Regions from separate parts of the Mus musculus genome. Here regions 1 and 3 are each linked to region 2. A link is a loop called in an ENCODE intact Hi-C map of the cell type or tissue named here. Cell type or tissue: left cerebral cortex. All regions are shown on one strand.

Region 1 (8,000 bases), 350 kb before region 2:
GCCGGATCCCGCTTTGTTCTGACAAGACTCAGAAAGAACCCCACAGTGCTCAGGACCATATGTTTTCTTATTTTACAGCCACCAGGCCACTATTTTAGGGCTCTTCTGATCTAGCACAGCTTCCTCCTTAATTAGCTATAAAATAATAAAAGGTCACTTTTGCAGTAAATGTTACAAGTTAAAGATCCTTTACTGTGCTTCAGACACTTAAATATATCTGTAATAAGTACAGGTAGGGGATGCTTTGTCGGCTCAGACATCTGAGAGAGCCTCACTTCCCCATCAGTGTTCAGCGTGAGTAATACACGAGGCAGTAGGTCTATCATTCCAAGCCAGCACAGTGCTCTGCTGTTGGAGAGCTCTTCCAGCAGTGAGAACGTCCAGAACAGGTTCTATCATCAGTGCCTGGACCTCATCCCCAGGAATGTTAGTTGGGAGGTAATGAGAAGCGGTTTTTGTTGTTTGTTTGTTTGTTTGTCTGTTTTAAAATAAAGAACGTGGCTTCATATTCAAATAAACTCTCCACTAAAACTGAGAGAAAAAAATCCATGGACAAATAAAACAAGTTTCTTTCGTATGGATGCTTTCTGTCTTCTAGGCTTTTAGTTTGCTAAGATATACTAAGAGGAGGAACTCTTTAACTTCTGTCAATCTCAACCCTGAATCCCACCCAAAGGTGAAACTTTGTCTGTGTAAAAAAAAAAAAAAAAACCAAAACCAACCAACAAAAACAACTCTGGAATCTGGTTATCTCTTCCCTCCCCACTGTTAGGGCAATTTCTCGGATGTCTGTTAGCTTAAAGCCTCCTTCCTTCTCTTCAAACTCATCATAGGGAAAACTTGAGAAAGCCCAAGCGTTCTGCTTTTTGAAATGAATGAGAGGTTCAAGCCACTTATGGGGACTCAGGTTAGCTCCATTCCATGAGCAGCAGAAAGCCCCAAGCCAAGTTACTTCATTGCAGCTCTCTGGGCCTTGCCTGCCCTCCCAGGCCTCATTGCGGGAGTGATAAGACTTCTCCTGACGTCTAGGTCATCAGCAGGCTCCAAGTCTGCACCAAGTGTGTGAGGGAGGGAGAGGACATATCCCTTGTGTACTGTGGCCACATAACAGGCTATCATTGTGGCTAAACTACCAACACACCCAGTGGGCTGTCCCAAGCTCCTTCTGTGCCTTTGATCTCCTGTCTTTCTCTCCTGTAACTTTTGTTTATTATACAAGAAAACACAGGTGAATTTATTCTTTGAGTGTAAGTTGGATATGTCACTCTGCTGTTCAGAACCGAGCAGTGCACTAATTCAGAACAGGAGCCAAAGCCACCTATGGAGGACAAGGATTTCTGAGATCCTTTCTCCATAATCCTTTAACCTCACGCCTGTCTCATTTACTGCTTTACCTGGGGTGGTGTGTGTGTGTGTGTGTGTGTGTGTGTGTGTGTGTGTGTGTGTGTGTGTGTGTGTGTGTGTATGAGAGAGAGAGAGAGAGAGAGAGAGAGAGAGAGAGAGAGAGAATTCACAGGCACATTATGCACATCTGTGGATGTGAGTGTGAAGGCCACAGGTCAACATCAGGTGACTTCTATTGCTCACCACCTTAATTTTGAGACAGTGTTTCACTGGGCCTGGTGGACTTCAGCAGGAGTCAGGAGAGCCGTTCAGAAAGCCTCAGGGTGAGCCTGTCCCTCTCCTGCCCACAGCACTGGGGCTACCGGTATGTGCTCAGGTTTTATGTGGGTGCCAAGGCTCTGAGTTCAGGTCCTTCCTCATCCCAGCATGCAAAGCAGAGTCTTACTCATTTTCATTCATGTCTTCTGCCTTATTTATTTCTCCAGGTGTCTTAATGATACCTTTCTGATTTTCCCCATGTTTCTGCTCAAATTTTACTGTAGAAATTGTGCCAACTCTGATGGCCTTTGTTCATCCTATCCTTCATTCTCTAACATTTTCAAGTCTATTTCCCTTAATTCTTTCTTTACAACATTGACCATCCCTGAACATAATTATCATTTTATTGCTTATTGCCAGATTTCAGCTAGAAGTTAACTCCCCTGATGCCAGCATCATTATTTCCCTCACTGATGCATCCCCAGAACATGCCACACAGGATAGTTTCGCTTCACTTTTGTCAAAGGATATACACATATATACACATGTACTCATGCAAAAAAAAACACACAGAGGCAAATATACACATATGTACCTCAAATATAAACACATATTTTTACATATAAGCACATTTGAATACATATAAGTGTGCATGCACATACATACATGTTCATGGACAGGAGTACACATAAAATGAGCATGTATACATACATGCAAATATACATGTACACACAGTTAAATATGGACACACAGTCATATGTATCACACATATATGTGAACAAGGCAAAAACATATACACCCATCAATTCACTGATGGAGGTGCTCTCACACAAAAGCACACACACACATATATAAACATATGTAGGCACACATATGAATAAACACTCTAGCACATGTACATATGCCATCATGTAAATACCATGAAGGTGCAAAGAGTGTATAGCATATACATACACACAATGCCCACAAATGTACATGTGCATACATATGCACAATTGAATGTGAATATGCCCACACATGAATGTATAAGTATACATATGCAATACAGCATATACCCAGACACATGCATTTGTATGTACATACATACACTCACAGGCATACACATACAAAGTTGCATATACCACATTGAGCATATATGTGTGCACAGAAGCATGTTTGGGTACATATAAATACACACAGGCATGAATACACTTACCCACATGTACACACTTACAATGCCCACATGCATATCCACACACACACATACATACATGCATTCACCAGAATACATACTTTAAAAACAAAGCTGCCTTGTTAATTAAACTGGGTTATTAATCCCTTCTTCTCTGGGTAAACACACAGACAGGTAATGAGAGTGTTGCTGGACTCTTCTGATTTCTGTTTTCCATCCCTATTCTTCCTGGGCAGATAGAGACGATGGAATGCTGGAGTAAGTGGGTCTGACTGTGTTAGCCTGGCTCAGAAAAGTGATCAATGGATAGAGTAATTCTGCTTCATGCCTTTCTGAATTCTTCCTCTTTGTGCTTTGGTTTCTGCCTCGTCATTTTCAGGAGACACTTCAGGGCACTGTGTAAGACTCTGCAGCTTGTCTTAACTTTTTATCCCACTGGGTTGGATCAGCGTGGCGGGTTTGGGAAGACAGCCAGAGCTCCGTGTTTGCATTTGCTCCAAAGAGATGCCCACTTACTGCAGGCTTGCTCAGTAGAGAATGCAAATGCCACACCTCACAGCATTGAGCCAACTCACTCCCCCAGAGCGGCCTCCCCAGAACCCCTGTGCTTGTCACGTTTTCATCTTCCATGTCTTTGTGTGGTTAAATCATAACTTCAAGTCAATCTAAACCATTCTTATATGCAAGGGTGGAAATGCATGTGATGTTCCGACTCGCAGAACCCACAGAGGAATGCTACTGTTGCTTTGCAGCAATGCTAGCTCTGAACATGAAATGAAGTAAAACCCTGAGTTTTTCTCGCCCTGCATTTAAATCAGTGCCTTTGAATTCTTTATGAAAACATGCTGTAGTTATTTTTAACTCTTTGGCATGCTTTACATTTTCTATCTCATCTTTTTTTTCTCTTCCACCATTCTTTTCTGTTGTACTCAAGTTGGTCTCCTACTCATTTATAGGTTGGATTTCCCCAGTCTTCATGTTGCTTGAAGGGAGAGGGAAGACAATTCTCTCTCTCTCTCTCTCTCTCTCTCTCTCTCTCTCTCTCTCTCTCTCCCTCTCTCTCTCTCTCTGAATCTGTGTGTGTGTATGTATTCTCTGTGTGTCTGTGACTTTCTTTCCGTGTGTCTCTTTGTCTCTCTGCCTACGCTTGTGTGTGTGTATCATTCTCTGTGTGTCTATGTGTCTGTTTCTCTCTCTTTCTCTGTATCCGCAACTTCCTCTGTGTGTGTCTCTTTGTCTCTCTGTCTATGTATGTGTGTATCATCCTCTGTCTCTGTCTCTCTGCCTCTCTTCCTGTCTATCTCTCCGTGTGTGTGTGTGTGTGTGTGTGTGTGTGTGTGTACAAATCTCATAACTTTCAATCAGACTCACAAGGAAGCAGATGGCTGATTTACAGTGCACAGTCTTAAAGCCTGGTTTAAGGCAGTACATAGCATTTTTGAAGCCTGGATGCCAGCTTGCTATACAGTGAGAAACAAAGGCAAAAACAAAAAAAATCTAAGCTGCTACCATACTGATCGCCCAGATGTCAAAGCCCGCTCAGGCTGAAGCGGCAGTGAGGAGCGCGGATGCAGCCTTACCGGACAGCACTTCCGCTTCCAGCAGCTGCTCCTGGTCAGTAGGGCTTTCTGCCTGTGGCACCAGTAGCTGCTCCTTCTGGAACACCTCCCATGAACTCAGTGCTCCCTTGCTTACAGCCTTGAGTGATGGCATCTGCATTTAGATCATTTTCCTACTGTGGCTTGTCAATCTAGTTTCTTACGCATTTTCTGGGGGCCGAGTGTGTTTACTGTTCTTGATAAGTTGACTTTTTGAGCAATAATAAAAATGTTTATTTTCTTCTAACCCTAACAGTTTTACATTCTAGTTTTGTGAAAGATTCTAGTGTACCTGTTCCAGGTTTCTGCCTCTGGCTTCTGTCGTTTCTCAGCTGTATTAACGTGGCCCTGCTTCCTTCGGCGGCCTCTGAGATTTCTCTTATCTTCATTTAAAGGGCTTTTACCATGATTTGGCTGTTAAAGGTTTACTACTATTCTGGTTTGGTTCACAGTAATTCCTGAATAAAGAACTCAAGGTTGTTAATTAACTCTGGAAAATCACAGTTTACCATCCTCTAGAAGTTAGCATTGGCTCCCATTCTGTTCCTCCTACCCTAGTGAAGACCCCGTGATGGAATTCCACTGTCTGATTTAAGTACGGACAGACCTGCTTTCTGAGGTTGCATCTGCTCAGCATTTCTTTGCCCATCATCTTTGTTTGAAAGGATTTCATTATTACTTCACCCCACGTTTTACTTGTTAAATATACAATTATTTTGTTGTTTTGGTTTGGTTTTGTCATAATTTGCCTTTAAGCCTTATACTTAAAGGTATTAACCACCTATGCCTGGCTCTATATAAATATATATTATATGTGTATTATATAACTATATTAATATATCATATAGTTATGTGTTAATATATTAAACATATATATACTATACAATGTTGATATATTAAATATTGGATACAATTGACATATTAATAATTAATTTATATAATTATAGTTATAAATATATAATATAAATAGAATTATAATTGATAATACAATAAATATGATTAATTATATATTCTATATACATACATACACATACACACACACACACACACATATATATACACACACATACATATATATATATATATATATATATATATATATATATATATATATATATATATATATATATATATATATATATATATATATTTGGTTGGTAGTTTTCCATCATGAGGCTCAGGAGAATGTGGGCACTGCCCTGGGGTAGACAGCTGTGTTACTTAGTTACTTACTTTCTTTTTTGAAATTAGATTTTCATACAATATACTATGGTTGTGGTTTCCCTTCATCCAACTCCTCCCAGTCCTCCCTAATTCCCCACCCAAGTCGCCATCCCTGGCCCAGAATCTATCCCCAATTGATAACCTCTGGTAAAAGCAAAAGAAGTGGTTTCCAGTGGAACCCCCTGGGTGTACACACCTTTCTTAGGGCGGGCTCCTCACACAGCAGTATATGACAAACACAAAATGAACCCAGTGCACTTTTGGAAGTTGTTTTGTTTTGTTTTAGTTTTTTATCTCACAGTGCTTTGTCTGGGCAATTTTTTTTTAACCTTACAGATCTTTTGTTTGTATGTTTCGGCTTCCTGTGTTGTTTTTATGGGTTTTCTGTGTTTCCATGTCTGTAGTTACGTTCCTTGCTGCTGTGATCAGACACCTGATGAAATCAGCTTAAAGAATGAAGCTTTGCTCTGGATCACAGTTTGAGGACACAGCCCATTGAGGAGGGAGGGTATGGCAGCAAGAACTTGAGGGCAGGGCGCATTTCGTCCACAGTCCCAGCCCCTGTAGTGGCTTTGTCCTCATTTATGGTTTATCTTCACATCTTAGTGAATGTAATCTAGAAAATCTTTCACAGATATCCAAACGCTTGTCTCGTCCATGACTCTGGATCCTGCCATGTGGACAGTATTAGCCATCGCATCCAGTTCCTAGAATTCATTCCCACATGCCTCTCCTATGGCACCCCTTGACATAATCCCTCTAATATCCTATGACATAATTCTCTTACACAAATTTTTCAAAGAATCTACACATTTCCCCAAAGCTTTGCAATGGAGGGTAACTTGTGTAATTCCAATACCACAGGGTCACACTCAGCTCACTTTGGAACTAAGTTGAAGCCCCATTTTCTCCAGAGGGCAGTGAATCCTATTATCTTTCTAGAAACATCTCCATTCTACCAGATGCTAAACTCGAGCCCTGGAGCCTCGCATTGAATCTCTCTATAACTCAGGTCCTCCCTCCTGCCTCACAGAAATCAGCATCTCAAGACAGATATGATAATGACAACTATAATAATGTTTGTGACTAATAATTTATGACTTGTTTTGTACCACCAGGCACTGAAAAAATATTGTCAATTTTCTCAGGCAGAAGCCAGTGTAATTGCATCTCATTAAGAGAACAGAAAATGCTAGCTTTAGGGAGGATAAGAGGATTGCCCAAGTTCATTAAGCTTTTCAGTGAGAAAGCCTGAGTGCAGGCCAGGTTGGTCATCCTCTTCTTTCATCCAGTTGAAATAGCAGGTGACCAAGCTGAACTCAGAGGTGCTCCGGGGCTGTCTTGGAGCTGAGCATGTGTATGTGTATGGTATGTGTGTGTGCTTGTATGTGTGTGTGTGGTATGTGCTTGTATGTGTGTGGTGTGTGTGTGTGCTTGTATGTGTGTGCTTGTATATATGTGTGGTGTGTGGGTGTGTGTGCTTGTATGTGTGTGTGGTGTGTGCTTGTGTGTGGTGTGTGCTTGTATGTGTGTGGTATGTATGTGCACGTGTGTGGTGTGTGTACCTGTGAGTGTGTGTGTGTGTGTGTGTGTGTGTGTTTGAAAACAACTGAAGAAAGAACCCAAGAGGTCACCTGTTGCCATTGCATTGGGACTTTCATAGTAGCCACCACTTGGTAGAGCAAAGCTGCTCCCCTCATGACTTTGGTGAGTTAACGGAGGATTCAAGGGACCCAGTACCTCCCTAGATGTTATGTTCCGTTGACTACCTTTCTTACATGGGGCCAAACCCTTGAAGGTTCCACCATCTCTAAATAGCATGGCAGGCTGACATCCATGCTTTTCGTCCATGGAGGTTCAGAAAAGACTTAATCTCTAAAGCATAGTGGAAGGACTGCAGTGGAGATGGTTCCAGAGGCAGTCATAGTCCCAGAGGCCTGCACCATGGAAGGGGAAGCAGGCAGTGCAGCGGTGGAAGGCAGCCTCCTGTCTTAGTGTTTTACTGCTGTGAACGGACACCATAACCAATGCAACTCTTTGTTGGTGTTGTTTTTTGTTTGTTTGTTTTTTGAGACAGGGTTTCTCTGTATAGCCTTGGCTGTCCTGGAACTCTCTCTGTAGACCAGGCTGGCCTCGAACTCAGAAATCCGCCTGCCTCTGCCTCCCGATTGCTGGGATTAAAGGCGTGCGCCACCACTGCCCAGCTCCAATGCAACTCTTATAAGGACAACATTTAATTAGGCTGGCTTACAGATTCAGAGCTTCAGTCCATTATCAGCAAGGAGAGAGCATGGTAGTGTCCAGGCAGGCATGGTGCAGGAGGAGCTGAGAGTTCTACATCTTCATCTGAAGGCTGCTAGCAGAATACTGCTACACACATCCAGGCATACATGCAGAATACATCC
Region 2 (8,000 bases):
ACTACAACTTGTTATTAGTCCTAGTGACAAATGGGAACCAGAAATGCACAAAGAGAACAAGTTAGGTTTCAGAGGCTGCTGAGCAAACAAGAAATGGATGTCCAAGTGTCTCACTGGCCAACCAGATGGAAGGCGATTTGTATAGATGCCCCACAATAGCCAATGTGCTACAGGTTTGGTCATGAACTTATAGACCAACCATTAGATAATGGAACACTGAGAGTGGGGAGCAGTAGGTCAGTAGATATTTTCCATTGAAAGGGATATCAAGACTCTAATACTCTCATCTGTACCCTTGTTTTCTGATTGCATCTTCCTCTACCATGTGCTGACCATCTGCCCAAAGACAACAGGGCCAATGACCACCCACTGAAACTTCTGACTCTTGTCTATTAAGTTAAATTTCCTAGGTCTTTGTGCCAGGAACAGAAAGCAGATAATAAAGTTTCCTTCCAACTGCTGTGATAAACCAACCTGGGAGAGGAAAGAGTTTATTTGGCTTACAGATTATATATCCATTATCCTGAAAGGCCAGGGCAGGCACTGAAGACAGGAAACAAGAGACAAGAGAGAACTGTAGCAGAAACAGTGGAGGAAGGCTGAAGATTGGCTTGCTATCTCTAGCTTCATCAGCTTCTTTTCATACAGTCTAGGCCTATCAGCTTAGGAGTGGTACTACCCACAGTGGGCTGGCCCCACCCATAATCATTAATCAAGAAAATGCTCTCACAGACTGTGCTCAAGCCAATCTGTGTGAGGCAGAGACATGTGCTCAAGCCAATCTGTGTGAGGCAGAGACATGTGCTCGGGCCAATCTGATGGAGGCAATTCCTCAATCAAGGCTCCTTGTTCCCAGGTGACTCTGGTTTAAGTCAATTTGATGAAATCTTTGTCAGCTGACTGACATATAAGACCTGATTTGGAATAGTTGGTTAGGCAATTGTAAATCTTTTAATCATCTAAAAAAAAAAAAGAGGTAAAACAAAATATTTATTTTAGAAGAAGTGCTGTGTGAAGTGAAAACTGCCACATGTTCAATAGTGCAATCCTGAACCATGAGATCTGTGCTTTCTTCCCTCTCAAAACTAAATGCTATTTTTAATAATCAAATCATGTCTGCTTGAAACTTCATGTCTACTCACATTCAGGGCTATGAATTGGTGTATTTGAATCTTAACCGAACATGGAAATGCCCTCCAGACACTCATCAACAGAAGAGAAATCTACATTCTAGGAGTTTTGACTCTTTTCTGTGAAGCACATCTTAGGTCCATTCTTCTCCTACCTTTAATGATGACCAAAACGCAAGGGTTCTTAGCAGACAATGCACTAACTGGACACGTGTGTTTTACACAGATTCACCTTCTAACTCTCCCCAGATACCGTCACCTTCCTTATGTACCTAACTCTATGTTCATTCAAGACCAAGTTTTGCTGCCTAAATATCTTGAATGTGTGGCCTTCTGTTGGAGCATGATTGATTTTAATATCGTTTTAGAAGTCAAGAACTCAAATTCAAATGCTTGCCCTACACCTCACAAGCTCTTGGGAACTGAGGAACTTTGCCTAAATTTCTCAAATTTGGTGTTTGTTTGTTTGTTTGTTTTTTGCACCGGAAACTGGTAAGTTTATTCAAAGTTCATCTGAGATCAAACCAAGGGCAATGTCAGGGGTGATGTAACACAGTCAGGGGAGAGTGGGAGAGACTGGTACACACTCTTCAGAGGTACGGCAGTCTCCCGGAAAGGAATAGTACTGTTGAACAAGGTAACAGATTTGAGTGCACTGGCCACTATAATTACAACCTCATCTTTTCCTACACATGAGAAATACTACCTATTACTTCACAGTTGATTATCAACTTGGATTATATAAACTATTGATGGAATACAGAAAAATTCAAATATTTTCCCAGACCTATACATTTGTTTGATTGAGCATTATTTGTATTATAATTTAACAAATCACACCTAAATCTGTTTATGGGAGTAACACAGTATTATGACAGATGCATACAATATATCATTGTTACTTTTACTCACCATGTTGTGCAATAAAACTCAAAGAATTCTGACTTATACTTTGTACTCTTTGACCAAAAGGTAAAGATTATATAATTATTATTCAAAGTGTAACAATATATAAATGCCATTTACAACAAAAAGACCAATTGGAGTAATTATACTATAATTGGAAGAAAACTAGACTTCAGTGGTTAAAGTATTTGTCACCATCACTTATAGTTATGTTTGTACCCTAGCAAGTTAATTAGCCTCAGAAAACAGAGTTGACTTTTATATATTTAAAATGGATATAACATCCTGAAGCTCTCCAATCCAGGATATCAAAAGCTGGGAGACTAGCACACCACACATAATAAAGTTTAAATGAGAGGTTCCCCCATATGCTCAGAGGTGTGAACACTTGATGCCTAGTTGGGGACTTGGGGGGGGGAGGTTCATCAATGCTGGAGGAAGTAAGTCACTGGTGTGGGTATTGAAGGTTCAAAGCCCCATGCCATCCCCAGTTCCATCTTTCTGCTTGATGCTTGCAGTCCACGATGTGAGCCCTTGATACCATGACTTCATTCCACCATCATCTATTCCAACCCTCGGGAACCATAAGCCCACGGAAACCGTTTCTTCTATTAGTTGCCTCAGCCATAGTGTTTTATCATAGCAATAGAAAAGTAAATAATACTGAAAGCAAAGAACACTACTAAATGGGAACAGTCCAGGGGATGACTGCATTGGCGCTAAACTTGAGGAATTACAGGATATGCACTGTGAACAATTCCAGGAGCAGAGGACTCCAAGGAAACTGAGTGGCAGAAAGGTTTCTAGGCTTTCAGGAGCTTGCTTCCAGCGCTGCACCACATTGTCAAGGGGAAAATTGTTACTTAAGATTTTCCTTCGTGCTTTTAGAAGGTACAGGGATGACCATGCTAATTTGGGGGTTCTCTGCAGCACTCTGGTCTTCACAAGCCATCTTTTAGAACATCTATTCTACAGAGCCCAGCTGTACTGCAGACCACTGGAAGAGCAGGAAGGAAAATGAATGGCTGCAGCTGCTCCCAGTCATCCTGTTATGGGCATGGGCGTGAGGGAGTCTAAGAAGCAGCTGAGAAGTTGGCATCTCAGGACACAGTCTCACTGATAGACGAGGCCGAAATCATTGTTCTATACGTTTTTCTTCTGTCACTGCACTACTTAAGGTCACTACATTATAGCTTCTTTCACCTAGTAAAAAATTACTCTTATGTCCAAAGCAGGGACCCAAAATGGCACTGTTGCTCGTGTCCTCAACAGGAGGACCCTGCCAGGTAAAAAGAAGCCTAAACTTGGCACTCCTCAGGAATCTCATAAAGTGGATTTCTATTTACAAGGAAAGCCTTAACTGCCCTCCACTGGTCTATCTGGGCAAAGGCATCCAGTTCTAGTTCCCACACAGCATGTTTTTATGCCCTAAAAATACTTCCTCCTCAACCATCATATAAAACCTGCCTGCTTTCCCGCTGAGCTGCTGTCCTCTACTCTGACACAGTCCCCCAGTTTGTTCTTCCAATAAACTTTTTTTTCTACACAGAGTAATCTAATTCAGTGGTTTCACTGTGCCCTCATTTATAATTACCACCCCCTCCAAAAAAATACAGTTTTAAAAGACTGTACAGCTATCAAGAAAGAGTCAGACATTCATGGCAAAAGCGTTGGAATCAGCCCAGAGGGTTTTTATAAAAAGTACTGACACTTAATACGTTAAGGATTTAATGCAAAAGGCAGACAAAAAAAGTAGTGATGTAAGAAGAAAGAGAGACATTCTTAACTAAAAACTGTGACAAGGAGAAGGAAGAAGATGAGAATAGAAGAAAAGAAGAGGAAGAAGAAGAGAAAGAAGAAGGAGGAGGAGGAGACTACAATGACAAGGATGTCCATGATGTTTGAATGCTCCTTAGTAATGGACACACTTGAGAAAAATCTCAGTTAAGAATATGGCAATAGCCAGGCAGTGGTGGTGCACGCCTTTAATCCCAGCACTTGGGAGGCAGAGGTAGGCAGATTTCTGAGTTCAAGACCAGCCTGGTCTACAGCGTGAATTCCAGGACAACTAGGGCTATACAGAGAAACCCTGTCTCGACAAAACAAACAAACAAAAAAAGAATATGTCAATGGAAACTTCCAATTTTGAAAAGAAAAGGTGGTTGAAAGAAAGAGAAACAAAGTTTCTAAGACTGTAGAAACAGTGTTAGCACATCTCTGATGGCAGAAAAGAGCAGAAGAAATGCCAGGATCAACAGTGCCAGACACCACACAACAGGCGCAGAATCGCAGCAGAAACTCACCAGGTAATGCCAATGCCACACCTAGAAAACTTTCCCTAAATATAAAGAAAATAAAGAAGTCTTGAGAGAAGCCTGAAGAAAGAAAAATACTCAGGATGAATAAAGAAAGAAACCAGACTAGAAAGAATGAAATAAGGCCTGGGGAGACAGCTCAGTTCCAAGTTGAAATGGTCAAGTATTTACTGTATAAGCATGAGGCCCTGAGCATTTCTTTAGAACTAACTTAAAAATAAATAAATAAATAAAGCTGGGCTCGGTGGTACACACTTGTAATCAACCCAGCACTGGGGAGGCAGAGCCAGGTGAATCCCTGGACTCACTGAACTTCCTCCTAGGCCAGTGTGAAACATCTCAAACAGAAACAGGATGATGGCATCTGTGGAATGATACTGGAGGCTATCCTCTGGCCTCCATGTGCATGTATGTACACCCATTCATATATGTACTCTCACACACATAGATGAACACTCATGTGCCCACAACAGAAATACACATACACATAAAAAGTAGATGTGTGGAAAGCCACATGTGCCGTTGCAGGGTGGTGCTGGCTACCGCTGGCCACCACGCATACATAGGCAGTAAAGTTTTTTTTTGCCAAGATGAGGTTTTGAGAGTTAACCAATCAGATGAGAGACAAGTTAACCAATCAGATGAGAGAGAAGTTAACCAATCAGATGTGAGGCATGCAAATGAGGTGGTAAACATAACCCATGCATAACCAATCCGGGTGTGAGACACACCTCTCCTAGGCCTATATAAGCAGCACCAGCTCTGGGCTTGGGGTGTCTTCGCCTCTGCAATCAAGCTCTCCCAATAAACATGTGCAGAACGATCCTGTTGCAGCATCGTTCTTGCTGGCGAGCCAGGGCGCACACAAGATAGATGGAATGATCCATTTAAAGTATTGAGAGGGAAAAAAAAAAGACAACAACATCAATTCAGAATTTTGTACCTTGACAAGAGGGGAAACACATGAGGAAAGGAGAAATAGTACTAATGGGGAAGGGAGTGTGAAGTGAAAGTTTCTGGTTGGGCCATGCAGACTCACATGGTGAGGCCGACTTATATGGTGTTTTGATGGGGCAAGACCAATGGGAAAACACAAGATGTTTGGAGAGAGTACAAATAGGACTCAAAGGATGATGATGGTGTGATTGCATAGCGAGCTTTGCAACACTTGGTCTCAAGTCTTAGCTGATCATGACTTCAATGAGAGAGGCATAGCAGAGAACTTCTCCTGGTATCTAGACAGATTCTGGCCGCTCCCGCTGACTCATGCAGACTCTGCTGAGGCTTAGCTGTTTCTACTGGATCATGCCAACACCACTGCTGATTCATGTTTGCTCTCCTGACACTACTGAACTAGACTGCTGGTAGCCTGACAAATGGAGACTGGAACCATTTCAAAGAACTACTTCTAAACATGTTCACACACCCTTGTCCTATGCATCATCTTTTCTCCCCTACCTTTGGAAGGTAGGCTGGAAGGGAACCTTTATTAAAAGTAGGTTTTGAAAAATCTAAGCCTACAGGGCTGGGTAGGGCTTAAATGACCTAATAAACAAGATGAGTTAGTAACTCACAAAGCAAATGCTCTCTAGGTGCTCAGCAAATGTTTAAGAAAAAAAATGTGTGGTGCTCAGAACATCTCTTAAGAACATAAAGGGTACAGGAACAAAGAAATGTAAAAGAAGATGGAGAGCTGAGGGTAGAAAGGAATCCAAAACTCCTATCTGGATTGCTATTACAAGTAATAGAGTAACTACCTGCTTGATATCACAATATTGGCAGCTCCTAGGCAGCTGTTAAGCAGCCTGTTGAGACCGGTGTGAGGAACTGTCATGTGGACACTGGTAGCTTCATATTTTGAATGAACACAGTTCCTGCCTTACTTTGAGTCATTCAAGGTATCAAATTCATTCTTGTTAATTTACACTATGAAAGCTCTACTTCTGGCTTCACTGGGTCATGGTGAGAATGTGCTAAGGGCACTAGATCATGTCTTTGACTAACATGAGAATTAGTGAAAATACAGAGGCAGAATTAAATCCATGATATCTTCTACAGCACTTGAGAGGAAAAAATCAAATAAAGACTAAATGAAAGCCAAGCAAGAGATATTGTACATGCTCAATAGAGGGGAAGAATACTGTCGATTCAGCCACATGACTTTCTCACAGATAATATGAGATCTGACATTTGTCATCTAATTACTGTGTAGATTCTGTAGTAGGTACTGGCATCCAACACTGTACCAACTTACAGGATGCTGGAGGATAGCCAACATCCACAGGAGATAATCACAGAAAAAATGGGGCATGTGAAAGCATCATCAAAGGTTAAAAAGGGAAATGATTGATAAGAGAGCAGCAAACATGAGGCAGGGAAGAACCATGGAATGGAGTCAACAAACCAAAGACACATAAGACTAAAGTCAACATCCATAAGAGAGTGGGAATGTACAAACCCACACATGATGACAGTATCAGCACTGTTACAGTCTCTCACCCTGTAGAGGAATTTAATCTGTAAATGGCTGCTATGACAAGGGATCACATCCAAACACCTGCATCTCTGTGACCCAGTTGGAATGGAATGACATGCCTTTATTCCCTCCGACAGGAATACAGACACACCCTTAGTGCAGACGTTTAATCCCAAACAAGGAAGGTAAAGTTAGTTTGTAAAAGGAAGCACCCATGGTTTAAAGTGATGTCTAATCTAGGGGCAAACAAAGTGAGAAATCAGAGAAAGATTTAATAGAATGGGTAAGAGATAGGTTACACTCAACTCTCATGAGAATAGGAAAGAGAGGCAACTTAAGAGAATAGCAGAGAGAGGGAGAGAGAGAGAGAGAGGGAGAGATAGAGAGGGAGAAGGAGAGGGAGAGAGGGAAGGGAAGGGAAGGGAAGGGAAGGGAAGGGAAGGGAAGGGAAGGGAAGGGAAGGGAAGGGAAGGGAAGGGAAGGGAAGGGAAGGGAAAGAGAAGAGAAGAGAAGAGAAGAGAAGAGAAGAGAAGAGAAGAGAAGAGAAGAGAAGAGAAGAGAAGAGAAGAGAGAGAAGGGAAAGAGAAGAGAAGAGAAGAGAAGAGAAGAGAAGAGAAGAGAAGAGAAGAGAAGAGAAGAGAAGAGAAGAGAAGAGAAGAGAAGAAGCAGTTTTACTGGGACAGGTAAAGACAGCACACCAGAAGATTAGAACAGATTGCCAGAGTTAGTTTGAGGCCAATCGGAGTGAGTCAGTGAGAAGTGAAGAAAAGCCAGTATGAATCATTCAGCTTGGAGAGGAGTTTGGGCCAGCACAGCTGAGTTGAACGGGCCAGCTAGAGTTCAGAAAGAGCTGGAAAGGGTGAGTTTATCCAACAGTAAGCCTCTGGAGATGACCATCACAGCTGGCACTAAAAGGTAAATTTACATCTCTTTGCATTCAATGGTCAAAAGCAGGACCTACATGCATGTAGCTAGAAGGCACCCAGGGCACTACTCCTCAGCCTTCAGAGTAGCGCTAAGGAATGTTGTCTGCCCCTGCACTTCTAATGTCATGGACTCTGAGAACTTCACACTGCCTGCAAGTCACAGGAAATGTCATGGGCTCATTCTGGGTAAGGATACTGAAGGGAAAGAGCTGGTAAAATGATCATGACATTGTCTCTCTCCTATATT
Region 3 (8,000 bases), 700 kb before region 2:
ATAATTGCTTGCAATGGAAAAAGTGGCTGTCTCCAACAAAGTCTACCTGGGTCTACAAACCACTCTTAAGGGCAGGCAGGCTCCACACTCAGCAGCATAGAGAGCCAACACAGTATAAGTTCAAGAGCAATTTTGGAGGTTCTTTATATCATGGTGCTTCAGCAGGGTATTAAAAACAAATAAAACTTTTTTATCTTATAGGTCTTATGTGTATGTCTTATGGTTTGTGTTGTGTTGTTTTGAGATTTCTGTGTGTGCAAATGTATGTCTCTGTGCCCGTGTCTATAAGTGTTTCTTGTGCTTTGTATTTGGCTTGTTTCTTCTGCTTCTTTGTTTTATCCTATTCCAGTTTTTATTTGCTCTTGTTATTTAATGTGATTTTGTTATTACTTTTCAGATGTCTACTTTTTACTGAGAAAGAGAGAGAGCAGAGAGAGAGGGGTGAGAGGAGAAGAGAGGGGAGGGGAGGGGAGGGGAGGGGAAGGGAGGGAAGGGAAGGGGAGGGGAGGAGAGGAGAGGAGAGGAGGGAGGGAGGGAGGGAGAGAGAGAGAGAGAGAGAGAGAGAGAGAGAGAGAGAGAGAGAGAGAGAGAGAGAGAGAGAGAATTTGGATAAGAGGGAGAATCTGGGGGGAAGCTGGTAAAAGGAATAATAAATGAAATTCTCAAAAGATTAGTTACAAATGGGCAATGAGTGTATGAAAAATATGTTCAATCTCATCAACTGTAGAGAAATAAAAACATAGTCTACTTTGAAGTTCCATGTCACCCCAGTTAGGATGGCAGACAGTCATTAAGAAGGCAAATGATGAATGCTGGTTATGTGGACAAAAGAGACCACGCCCACACTACTGGAGGTAATGAACAGTACTCCACTCACCGTCAGTATGGAGGGTCCTCAGAAAACTAAAAGTAATCTGCATGCCCTGGCAGCATCCCTCCTGGGCATTTGCCCAGAAGATGGTAAATCCCCACACATCACAGAGATGCATCACATCACTGATTCACAATAAATACGTTATGGAACTAACCCATATGTGCAACGACAGAGGAATGGGTGCAGCAAATGTGGCATGCTTGGAAAAATTTTAAATTACATTTATTTAGTTGTGTGTGTTTATGTATATATGTAGATATGTAGATATGCATGTATACATACATGTATGCATGTATGTATGTACTTACATGGGCGTGTGTGCAGAGGTCAGAGGACAGCTTTTGGGATTTGGTTCTTTTCAACTTCTGTGTGGGTCTTGGGGGTCCCACTCATTATCAGACTTGGTGGCCAGCACTGTTACCCACTAAGCCATCTTGCTGGTTCATATAGTGGAATATTTTAGCCATAAAGAATAGTTATGTTTTCAGGAAGCAGAATACAACTAGAAATAAATAATCATGCTGAGTGAAATAAGTCAGCCTTGGGGCTTGTTTTTTCTCCTTTGTGGCACCTAGATTTTATATAGACATAAAGTAATGTGTGTGTGTGTGTGTGTGTGTGTGTGTGTGTGTGTGCGCGCGCGCGCATGTGTGTGTAATATGAAAATAGAAACATAAGTATCTAGAACAAAAAGTGGGATGCAGAGGAAAGGAAGGAATGAGAAAGGGAGTGTAGGAGGCTATGGGGGAATATGCCCAAGTGCAGGTGATTCTGAGTAAGATGTCCTACAGCCCAGTACCACATGCAGGGAACATGTGTCCCTGAAAAATAAAAGTCAAAGCCTCGCTTGGCTGTCCACCAATAAGTTTCCTACACTTCCACCTTGTATGACTGGACTGGTGACACTTTCATTCTTCACTAGGGAGGAATGTTTGCATATGGTGTCCAGCCATCTGTCAAGGTTTGTTTTTACCTCTGGAGCCTAGCTCAGGCTAGGTTCCTCCTTTCTGAGACTTCCCCTGGCCTCCCATTTCTGTCGGCCCCCTGAGCTCAGTGCATCATGTTTTAGGTATCGCTTCATCCAGCCATTTCCTCACATATGTGTCTCATTGGCTAGCCACACCTTCCTTTGGGGTATGAGCCTTTGGGAAGTTACTCTTGTGTGTACCTCAGTCATAAAATATCTTAAGTAATTGCTAGCAGATTTTGATTACATTTTCTAAATTTTGTTAGTTTCCATTATTTATTAACAAGAGGTCACTTAACTGGGCATCCGGGACTTTAGGAATCTCCTGTTAATTAAAGGGAGCCTATAAAGCCAATCTTGGCTGGATAATTTGAACGATAACATGTATTTTCCCTTTTTGCAAGCTTTGCTGTTTATTTAGTTTATGCTTACATAGGCATATGTATTTTAGCAACCATTAAGAATTTTTTCAAAGCTGCACAACTTTCAGCCTTTAATAACTGAGATCTATTTGTCTTCAAGTTTAGCCAAACATATACCTGTCCTGGGGGCCTCTATTCCCATCTTACTGAGTGTTCACAATTTTAACTACTTTGAGGAAAATGTAACCCTGAAGTTTTGCCTGTTTTCCTCTCTCAGAGTGCAGTAAATGTCTCACTCCCCCTAGCTCAAGCCATCAGACCAGAGCACTCCATAAATAAGCACAGAAAAAAGAAATCTAAACATATGAGTGTTTACCAACATAGACACATTAGGAGGTAATGTAACACAGTGAATGCTATCCGTATTTGTATTGATTATATAACAACACCAAGCAAACGTGGAGTGATTCCTCAAAGCTGTGAATCTCAAAGGGGAAGGAAGGCTGTGTATGGAGACGGTGGTGGTAGCCTCCGATTTGGGGTGGGGGTGGGGGGCTGGTAAATGAGATTTTAAAGTGTGAACCACAGAAAATAAAGAGGCATACATGTCAGGGAAACAGTTAAGAAGAGCTCCAGACCCTGCCTTCAGGGTTTGAGCATCATGGGATGGTTTATAGTGGAGATTTAGGACAAACTACATTTATATTTTTCTGAAGAAACATATATATAATAATGGGTGTCACCCATTATTGTGACTATAAACTACTTATACATATAAAAATAAACAATTGCAAAGCAATGCTAAAATACATACAAATCTGCTCTGCTAGGGTTCCCTTTAAATTATGTGGCTTGCCCTTGCTCATTTTAACTGGATCAATGCAGAAATATCATGTGATCACCTTTTGCCTTGAGATGACACCCACTCAGGCCAGGATGTAGATGCTGCTTGGCAGTGATGCTCCTGTGATCTCTAAGTGCCCAGGGCAAGGCTGTAGAGGCTGCATTTCTCTTCAACATTGCTCGTTACATTCTCCATTTTCCTGTCTTTTCTTTGGACTTCTTTTACAAGCTGGCTTTATTTCCAGTCATCGCCCCACATAGTCATCCCTTTTTAGCCTGTCTCCATCCTCCATTCACTGCCCCCATCCTCGCTCATTCAACGTCCTAGCAAACACCCACTGAAATCTATACCAGCTGCTGTGTCTGGAAAGTGTGTCCTCCTAATGCCTACATTGATATCTAATACTCAGTGTGATAATAGGAACTTGTAGGACGTATAGGACATGGTTAAATTGCAAAGGCAGCAGAGCCCTCGTGAGTGAGATGAGTTTCATTATAAAAGATCATCATTTTCTTCCTTTATGTAACCAGACTTTGGAGGTACCCTTTATAGAGAGTAAGTCCCCATCTGATGCCAAACTTACTCGTTTCTGGTCTTAGAATTTCAATCTTCTCAAACTAAAAGCAACACATTTCTGATGTTTTTGTGATTACAATATACAGTATTTTGCTACAGTAGTGGGAACAAGAATAATGCGTTTCCACCTTTGTGGAAGGAATGATCTAGGTAGAGGGGAAACAGAGGATGAAACAACATGATAACACTGATGTGGTGTGCGCCACAACAGAAACGGGCACCCAGTGGTACAGGCATGAAGACCTGAATGAGTCAACACACCATGCTGGGAGAGAGGGAGAGCGGGAGGGGGAGGGGAGGGGGAGGGGGAGAGAAAGTGCCCCTCGGGGAATGCAAGTTTATCAGGTCAGAATGAACTGAGAAGAAACCTGCAAAGACAAACAGAAGACCACTGTAGACAGGGCCAGTGGTCAGTGTAGAAAACCTCACGCTTGTACGCTGGGTTCAACATGGTCTCCTTCGTCTCTCTCTGCTTTCTCACCCTATCTCTCTCCACTTTCCCTTTATCCTTTTGTTTCTCTTCCTAATAAAAGCCCAGGATCTAAAGACTCGATAAAAATGAGCCTGGCTGTTTGATCAAAGGAAGGAAGCATTTTCCATCTTTCCCATTCAACGTGTCTGAAAATATTATTTTGTATTTTTTAAGTAAAGATGTAAGCCCTTTTTGTGGCTGACTCTGTAAACAAAGAAAAGTTCAGTGAATCCTGACACTTTTAATGTTTGTGGCATTGGGAATCTGTTGATAAGCAAATGGGGACCTGGTCTGTATCCTTAGAATATATTCAAGAAGAGAACATATATCAAACACATGCTTGTAAAGTGAACACATGGAAATATGTGAGGTGGAGGGCATGAAGGAGAGAGGGAGAGGTGTATACATGGGAGGATGGACAAGCTGGGGAGGTTCTATGAGGTAAGAGGCTGGAGAGATGAGCAAAAGCTGACTCCCCTGTGTTCTGGTAGACAAAGGCTCCCCCAAATGACACCCGTTTACAAATTGCTTGTAATGAACTAACGTGTAAATACATAGAAATTCCCACTGCACATATACACTGCTGTGATTCTCCACATTTGATCACTGGCTGCCACTACACTGTGCAGCTTAGCTTATATTGGCTTATCCTCTAATGGTGCACCTGCAAGCTTAGGAAAGCAGTCTGGAATGGCGCTTGTCAGAGTGATGGAAACGCACTCCTCCACGGAGGAGTTTCTTGTTTGGAGAAAAGTGTGAGTCAAGGAAATAGTTTGCTCAATAACATGGTCAAAATTGTAAGTTATGTTGAGCTTATGTGCTGCGTCCTACACTGCTGTCTTCATTATGTGATACTACTAAGGGTATGGAACTGCTCATAAGCATGTTTTGTGTGCTGAGTTATGATTATAGAAGGCATGTTCTGTTTAGACTATTTGAAGTGGGGAAGAAGCCATGGTTGTCCATTTTCATTGCAACAGAATGGCTCAGGCTGGACTATGTACAAAGAAAAATGCTCCGTTTAGGTCCCAGACGTGGGGGCCAAAAGCCTGATGTCGGGTGGCCTCATTTGCTTGGTCTGTGGTGAAGTCCTATAGTAGATGTCATCATGGCTGGTGCACATGCAGGAGGGAAAGCAAGATAAGACAGCAGGCTAAAGAGGGGGTCTGCGACCCAGTTTCATGTATGTGAACTAGATGAGGAACCAGGAGAGGTCCACCAATGCCCTAACTATGAGTCATAGACACTGCCACTGCAGGGACAAGCCTCCAACACAAGAATCCTTGGGAATACACAAACCAAGCCAGAGCAGAGACTTGGATATTCTGTCAGATAAATCAGTGTCATGCCAGTGTTTGAAAGCTATGGACTGGACAGTATAGGCTTACACACATGCACAGGCACACACACACACAGACACACACCCCTTCAATGCATTCAGTTATCTAGATACATAGATGCAAGGAAAGAGTGTACAATATCTTTTGATAATAGCCAAAATTGAGAGGAGCTTGGAAAATCAACTTCTGTAGATTGTTCAATGACAGCAAAGTTATTGGTGAGGTGCTAGATGGTCTTGGCATTATACACCCACAAGACACATCATCCATCCCTGACAGGCTTGAAGTGTGTCTACAATTTCTCTGTTACAAGATGCCCACTAAAAAGAAGTATCTCCCAGAACTCCTCCAACACTTGAAATTTACACATGTAAATTGAGGTACAGTGTTACATGAGATATTTTTATAATTATTGACTGATTGGGACTAAAGAACAAATTTGAAAATTTAGCATCACTTACCTTATATCAGATGGAAATTAAATTACGTGTAGATAGACTGACCTGTGTATTATGTGTTAATGAAACAGTCATTGAAGTATGCTACTCCTATGAATAGCATCATTGCCAACCCTAGCAGGTTAACAACTAGAGCAAGCTTAGTGGCTGACATTCGTGGTGCTCCTCAGAGTATGTAAGACAACCCAATGCTGCAGATCGGTGCTTCCTCACAGTGTTTTGCTTTTGTGATAGCGAACGAGTAAAGTTGCGCGCACACTCAGCAAGTCTCCATTCTGTTCTATTGAGTTCTCAGCTTTGATGCACTATTTACATAACTTCCACATTGTTGTTGTTGTTGTCGTCTTCACTTTTATTTTGATTAAGTTTATTGGGATTGCAATTTTATATATGTTGATTTTGTGTGTCTTTTTAATGTATTTTCCTTGATGTCCACTTTATTGTACTTTAAATATATAAATTTTAAATTCCATAATCTGCTGATATACAATGTATATACACTTTAAAGAAGTTGTTCAGGGCTGGAGAGATGTCTCAGGGGTTAGGAGCATTTACTGCTCTTGTTGAGGATCTGGACTTGGTCTAACAGCCCACATGGCAGCTCACAACTGCATGCAGCTCCAGTTATTGGTGGTTAAGCGCCCTCTTCTGGCCTTCAGAGGTTCCTGCACACATGTGGTGAACATAAAATCATGTAGATGAGCACACATATACACAAACTAAATAGATAAATAAATAAAATGTATCTAAAGATTAGTTTTTTGCTACAGTTGGAGAAACACTTCTATAGATCAGGATTATATTTCAGGTACCTCCTCTTCAGTGATAGCTTCCAGTCTTGTTTTAGGTCGCTGTATGGTGCCTCACAATTAGGAAGCCTGGGGGACTCAGCCTTCATTCTCATTTAGGCTCTGGGAATGAAGAAGACACAGTTGACCTCCAGTTCTGCAGCCAGCTTTCTTTGGGACAAGTTGTTGTGTGATCTGTCGTGAGAAAGTCAGACTCTACCTTTTCCTTCTTGGAGCAGAAAAGAGGCACGAATCAGTGACAGAAGGCCCTGACTTCCCCATGCTAAAATAATCCTGTCAATCAAGTCAGGGTTGGCCGTTTGTTCTAAACAACTATTATCAAAATTGTGAGTTAATTACTGTGTTACTAGATATGGTCATTTTTCATTTGGAATAATAGCATCTTGGAGCTTGAAAGGTCTTAGCTCTAGAAATTATGAATACAGAGATTATTAATAATTCCATCCTATTGAGAAGGATGTGAAGTCCAGAGTGTGGAGACCTGCTCCTGTACCATTTTTGGAGCAGTCCCCACCTCTCTGCTTGTCAGTCTGTCTGACATTGCTACTTTGGTATTTGGTAGTTCCTCCAAGGTCAGAATGCTATGACCACGATGACAGGACAGAAGGAACATTAGTGTGCCCTGTGAGTAAGGAGTGTCTTGTAATGGGGAGATGGCCAGAGAACAGGGGGAAGTTGAGACATGTGTTATGAGAGCTACAGCCAGGCTGTCTTGAGGGGACCTAGGGGAGATGTTTTGAGAATGAACTTTGTACCCGTGTTGCCTCTGGTCTCCAGCTCTGATACTGCCTACAGCATGGTCTTGGTAAAGACATTTCACCCCTCTGAACCCCACTCTCTTCTATCTGTCCTGACTATGCATCTATCCTGTGGGATGTTTCCAAGACTTAAAGGGTTCATGTTCTCAGAACGGTGTCTAACACACCAACACTCAACAGACAAGCCATTATTCTTCCATCAGAAAAATGGTGCTTTAAGTTGAAGATGAGGTATAGAAAAGAAAGCTGTGTATTTTTTTTCACAACTGAGTTTATGAGTTAAAATAGCATATCTTCTATAGGCGTCAGGATGATTGTAATCAAAACAAAGAAAAACAGAATTAGACATTGAAATAAAGAAAGAAGAAAGGCAATGAGTTAGTTGAGCCTGAAACATTGGCAGATAGTTGCCAGTCACCTCGATGGTTTTGTCCTGGAAAGGTATCCGGGACATCCAGGAGGAAAGGAAAGGAACATGTGTTGAGGATATCTTGAGGCACGTTTTGTTTGTACAATCAATGAGAGCCAGAAATATATATT

The links. Peaks named below come from ENCODE experiments on the same cell type or tissue, not always from the same donor. Only the 100,000 strongest peaks of a DNase experiment are listed, where the experiment ranks them.
Region 1: it touches region 2 in a loop (2.9-fold over the local background); 2 of 42 quality-filtered maps call a loop at or near these places.
Region 3: a loop joins it to region 2, with 2.0 times the contacts of the local background. A loop is called at or near these places in 3 of 42 quality-filtered maps.

The regions. Positions count from the first base shown.
Region 1 is chr15:95,189,386-95,197,385 of GRCm38, reverse strand. All of the region lies in intron 1 of Gm31075 (a long non-coding RNA gene), which reads left to right. Among named protein-coding and RNA genes, the nearest start is that of Gm31075, 10 kb to the left of the region's middle. In left cerebral cortex, no CTCF peak of the experiment used is centred here; DNase peaks (open chromatin) are centred at 3,284 and 4,199.
Region 2 is chr15:94,843,101-94,851,100 of GRCm38, reverse strand. The region is part of intron 3 of Tmem117 (transmembrane protein 117); the gene reads right to left. Among named protein-coding and RNA genes, the nearest start is that of Gm31007, 48 kb to the left of the region's middle. In left cerebral cortex, a CTCF peak has its summit at 3,407 (motif pointing left); a DNase peak (open chromatin) is centred at 3,415.
Region 3 is chr15:95,538,177-95,546,176 of GRCm38, reverse strand. No RefSeq gene overlaps it. Among named protein-coding and RNA genes, the nearest start is that of Nell2, 14 kb to the right of the region's middle. In left cerebral cortex, no CTCF peak of the experiment used is centred here; DNase peaks (open chromatin) are centred at 1,727 and 3,341; H3K27ac peaks cover 620 bases.